2 separate regions of the Homo sapiens genome follow, and region 2 is linked to region 1. The links are chromatin contacts, found by Hi-C or POLR2A ChIA-PET in ENCODE. All regions are on one chromosome and are shown on one strand. The core of a region is the stretch at or near the end of the contact, and the rest is flanking DNA. Distances in the headings are between cores, read along the strand shown. Region 1 overlaps FTO (FTO alpha-ketoglutarate dependent dioxygenase). Region 2 overlaps FTO (FTO alpha-ketoglutarate dependent dioxygenase).

What was found. Hi-C counts contacts between places; a loop is a spot of excess contacts on that map. ChIA-PET counts read pairs that join two places held with the same protein, here RNA polymerase II (POLR2A). Pooled maps may share reads with other maps.
Region 2: a pooled map shows a loop between it and region 1 (2.6-fold over the local background). The contact joins two enhancer-like sites. A Hi-C loop is called at or near these places in 3 of 50 pooled maps. POLR2A ChIA-PET finds 5 or more read pairs at or near these places in 5 of 52 experiments (BJ, MCF 10A, PC-9 and 2 more).

Annotation. Positions count from the first base shown.
Region 1 is chr16:53,743,924-53,746,562 of GRCh38, forward strand. All of the region lies in intron 1 of FTO (FTO alpha-ketoglutarate dependent dioxygenase), which reads left to right. LOC124903691 (a long non-coding RNA gene) reads right to left here. Exons shown (of 3, transcript XR_007065070.1): 2 at 1,440-1,518. Among named protein-coding and RNA genes, the nearest start is that of FTO, 41 kb to the left of the region's middle. Within about 2 kb of position 1,313, at least 5 of the 41 ENCODE cell types and tissues checked have a DNase peak (open chromatin) inside an H3K27ac peak, as active enhancers do; they include PC-9, where a contact is called at or near this core.
Region 2 is chr16:53,778,932-53,781,570 of GRCh38, forward strand. All of the region lies in intron 1 of FTO (FTO alpha-ketoglutarate dependent dioxygenase), which reads left to right. Among named protein-coding and RNA genes, the nearest start is that of FTO, 76 kb to the left of the region's middle. Within about 2 kb of position 1,305, at least 4 of the 41 ENCODE cell types and tissues checked have a DNase peak (open chromatin) inside an H3K27ac peak, as active enhancers do; they include PC-9, where a contact is called at or near this core.

The DNA of each region.
Region 1 (2,639 bases), core at 63-2,562:
GTGGGCAGAGTTTTGACTTAAGTCAATATATTTAAAATTCCTATGAAATAATTCAGTAGAAAGTACTTCTGGAACCATAGTTTGGTTGCAAGTACAGACATCATTTTCTCCAGTCGTCTTGTAGAAGTGAGCAGTAGCTGGAAGTGGGCTCCCTTCAGGAAGGCTACAGGCTCTTTGCAGAATTACAAATTGTATACACTCAGGGATCACTTCCTTTCTCTTGCCTACAAATGCAGCACCCATTATCATAGAAACTGCAGGGCATTTGACAGCTTAGGTTCAGACTCGGAGCTCATAGAATGGAACATTCTTCTTCTTCAATTAGAGACACACTAAAAAGATGGGAAGGCACCTAGGCCTAGGGTTTTCTTTGAGACTGCTGACTGATGTGTTCTCTTTTACCCAAATTTAGATTCTGCATTAATTTCCAAATTTCTCTGGTTGCCTTGAAAAAATAAATCGGCTCATGCTAGGTTTTCTTTAGTCACGAATAATTTAACTGTGCTTAGTATCTCTAGTTGACTCCCCAGTTGTGGTGGTGATTTCTGCAGACCATAGGAAAATGTATAACAAATGTGAGATGAGAGAGCCTTGTCAGGCAGGGGGCACTTACTCTGGGAAGTCAGAGCTGGCAGTGGGAGCAGTCCCCAGCACTAACAGGTACACCCACAAGATCTGCCTCCTACACTGTCACTTCTACCTCTTTGTTCCCCTTCCTGACTCACTTCCTGCCAGTGATTTGTGACATATTTCGTAGCTGATCAAATGAGCCCCTGACACCTGATTGCCGAGTGCTTCTTGTTTACAGTTGCTTTCCAAGGACACCTAGACAAGATGGAAAGCTTAACGTGAAGTAATTAAATTTGCATCTGCTCTGTGACAGGACTCTAAGGACTTTTCTTCCCCCCCCCCATATATGAATCTCATTGTAGAGCTCCTACCGTCTTTGACCATACAACATCTAAAAAAGGGAGGATGTGGACAGGTAAACAAACATTGGTTCAGTCTACTGCCTGTCATTATCATGATAAATATTAAATAAGATCACTGATATCCCTTTCTTATTTGGCTTTCTACTCTTTACCTACTTGTTTTGCCAGATTGGTAACTGATTTTCAACATAAGAACTGTAGCTTGGAGGTGATTTAAAAAGATATTTTTAAAGGAAAGCAAATATTGCCAAACAATCTGGTTTGGTTTAACACCCTTTGGATTGTACATTTCTCACAAATGCTTATGAATAATTCAGCAAAGCCAAATGCAATCTGCTGGTGGTATCTAGTGTTATTCACACTTGCTAATGAATAATTCCCTTTGGCTTTTATAGGGCGGCTCTAAGGAATGACTTCTGAGACTCAGATGAGTTATTATTGGGCTATTTGTCAGTGTCCTTGGGGCATTGCGAGCCAAAGCCCAACTTGGCTACCCACTCCACATACCTTCTGCAATTCTTCTGGGAAACATGCAGCTCTCTCTGTCCCAGCTTTTTAGCCCCAGAACGTTGCTATGAAAGAGACTCTAACAGAAGAGGAAATAAAAATGACAGAATTCAGCTCCACTGTGATTGCATTGGTTCAGTTCCTTCATTGTTTCATTCATATAAAGAAATGTTTATTGAGCACCTTAAAAGCATTGTATGTCCACAAAGATAAGATAGATTTTTATGTGCAATGTCCTCAAATAAACTAGAAAGTGTAGGGTGTATAGGAGAGGCATAGGATCCCAGAGGAGGATGGTCAGGGTCTTTTGTCAAAGTGATCAGTTACCATTTTCTCATCATGTTCTCAGGTATGCACTTAAATGCATATTTGCCATTTGTGGTGTTGGGTGAGGGTTCCGTTGCTTTGGATAAACCTAAGATTTGACTAATCTTGAAACTGCTTAAAGGATAAGCCCTATAATGTGATCCCAGATATGACTAAGTGGCCGTTGTTCATTTCTGTTGCTCTGAAGTCAGGAATGTGGTATGACCTGGCTTTACCAGCCTGGGCAATCTAAGGATGGTGAACGTGGATTTATTTATGCTTGGGTGGTTATATACTTATACCTTAGCAATCATACTGCATAATGTATAACCCTGAGGTCAGTGAGTGCATTCAGCCTTGGTGAGGTTGTTTCTGGCAGCCTGTATCCATTTCAGTTTTCTCTATGCAACTCCTAAGTTTTCCTCTAGAGGAGTGTAATCTTCCTCTGAGCACACTGGAAGATTACAGTTCCCAGCTTCCTTGCAGTTAGGTAGGATCATGTGATTAGTTCTAGCCAATGACGTGGAAGTGATGGGTATTATTTCCTGGTCAAGACATTAGGAGCTAGTGTGCCACTTGCATTCTTTCCCTTTCCCTGCCACAGTGACTTTGGGGGCCTTGTGTTTCAGATGGTGGGGTCTCCATTGGGCTGATCCAGGAAGGACTGAGTGGAGTAGAGTCCATTCCCTTCCCCCATCAACATATTAGACAGGTAACTTGAGCAAGACAAAGACCTTTGTTGCATTAAGTCCCTGAGATTTGGGGGTTTATTTATTACCACAGTGTAGCCTGGACCATTGTCACTAATATAGAGGGATTAGTACAGGAATAGCTGTGTGCTTGTTATTCAACATGATTTAGCCAGCTTTAGAGAATGTAGTTTCTTTTTTTTAA
Region 2 (2,639 bases), core at 55-2,554, 35 kb after region 1:
TTGTGAGATGACTGAGAAGGTAATAGGACCTCCTATTTGGGACATTAAGGAAAGCCTTCTCTAAAAAAAGAACCCATTTTGAGCAACATGCGAAAATTCTTTGAGTCAGTTGGCCTCATTTGTAAGCCTTTGATTGCTTTATTTGTTTGTTTGCTTGCTTGTTTATTTATTTATATTTGGAAGGCAATCTTTCTGCTTCCTGACTGGCTGTCAGATCTCCCAAATAACATCATCCCTTTGCTGGTGTGAATATAGCCTAGACTTGAGGCAGCAATTAACTGATCATGTAATAGAAGAATCCCAATCTTCCAGTTTCTTTTTTTAACTTCTTGGGTGGTTGGGGCACATCATTGCAACAATTATTACATTTACTCAAGAGTTTGTCTTTTCTATTAAAAAAAAAATTCCATCTAAGTGCCTTACGGTGAAGAGGAGGAGATTGTGTAACTGGAGTCTCCCCTTAACTGGTCTTTATTGTTAAAGAAGAGTGATCCCTTTGTGTTTCAGCTTGGCACACAGAAACTGTTTTAATTTAACAGTCCAGCTCCTTTAATAGATCAATTCTCTATTGTGGTTTGAATTTGGTGCACTCCCAATTTACTCTAAACTTCTACGGGCTTCCTTGGAGAAACTGGGGCAGAGATGCCGAAGACTCATTTCGGGTACAATTTAGAGTTTGTTTATTTATATAAATGTAAGGGGTACCAGTGCAGTTTTGTTACATGGATATATTGTGTAGTGGTAAAGTCTGGGTCAGCTTTTAGTGTAACTCATCTGAATAATGCACATTATATCCATTAATTTATAGTTTTATCTCAAACCTCTTATTAATTAATGCTAGCCATGGAAGCTAGCTAGCGCTTGTAAATGCCTGCTGTGTGTTAGATGCTCTAGTAGGTGTTTTAGACACCCTCATCTAATCTTCATGGTGATTTTCTGATATATCCTGAACCTGTACAATTTTCTCCACTTCTGTCACTACTACTACAGGCCAAGCCACCATCATTTCTTGCACAGACTTCTGCACCCTCAATGTGGCCTCCCTACTTCAAGTTTTAACAGTCTTCTCCCTCTCATAATCCACTTTCCAGACATAAGTTGGATTTATTTTAAAAATATATATCAAGTGATGTCACCTCACTGCCTATAAGACTCTTCAGTGACTTAATGACAAACAGAATGAGATCCTTCTCCTGCTCTGGCTGACAAGACCAGAACAACCTGGGTTCTATAGCTCTGAGAGCTCACCAGCCACTCTGTCCTTGCTCGTTCACTGTGCTCCAGACTCACTGGCTTGCTTTCTGTCCCTGGAAGCCACCAGACTGGTTCTTCCTTAGGGCCTTTGTACCAGCTGTTCTTCCTGCTTGGGACACTCTCTCCCCAGATCTTTAGTCTGGGCCTGGCTTCTTGTGATTTGTGTCTTGCCTAAAATGACACCCACTCAATGTGCCTTCCCTGACCAGCTGAGCTACAGCGGTTTCCCTCTACCGCATCACTAGATTTTACTTTCTTTCTTTTTGTTTGAGATGGAGTTTTGCTCTTGTTGCCCAGGCTGGAGTGCAGTGGCATGATCTGGGCTCACTGTAACCACCTCCTGGGTTCAAGCGATTTTCCCACCTGTAGAGACGGGGTTTTGCCATATTGGTCAGGCTGGTCTTGAACTCCTGACCTCAGGTGATTCACCCACCTCGGCCTCCCAAAGTGCTAGGATTACAGGCAGGAGCCACTGAGCCACCACATTCAGCCTAGATTTTATTTTCATTAAATCGCTTGATGCAGTGCAGAGTGAGTTTCTGCTATTAGACTGTCTGGATTTCAATCATGGCCTCGTCATTTACTGGCTGTGTGATTTTGGAGAAGTTACTTAACTTTTCAGGACTTTCATCTTCTTCTTTATAAAATGGAAATATTATTATATCCCTCCATTGTAAGAATTGAATAAGGTAGTACTTAGCATCTTTTATGGTTTCTGACACATTGTACATAATCAAAAAATGTTAAATATTGCTATTTTAATGTAATGTTATTAAAATCATTGCATATTTTATAGCTTATTTATTTGGCTATTTTTCTGTCTCTTCTACCAGGAATATAAGCTTTATGAGGGAAAGAATCTTATGTGTCACATTCCCAACTGTGCCCCTAGAGCTTAGAACAGTGCTTAGCACATAGTAGGCATTCACTAAATCTTTGCTGATTATTAAAATCTGAGATATAATTATCCCTATTTTTCCAATTGAGTAATCAGGGTTCAGAGAGGTAAAGTAACTTACCCAAGGCTACGCAGCTACTAAATGCTAGTAGTTCCTGGTATTTGTACTGAATGCTGATTACAAAGACCATGTTCTTTCTGTTATGCCACAATACATAAGTGGATCTTTATTTCAGATTCTGTCATTTATAGCAGATGATTTTCAGGTTGCCTTTTTATGTAAATGTAACATGACTCATGAAATGTAAACAGCCATTTGTGTGAACATGAAAGGTCAGAGCCAAGAGTTAGGCCACAGGCAAGTTAGGAAAGTGAGATATAGCACACCCACCACATTCAGTGGTGGAAGAAAAGTTACCTGATTCCTGCCTTGGAGATGTGTAGGGTAGTGACCTTGGGGTTGGGCTGCCTGAGGAGGTTCCTATGC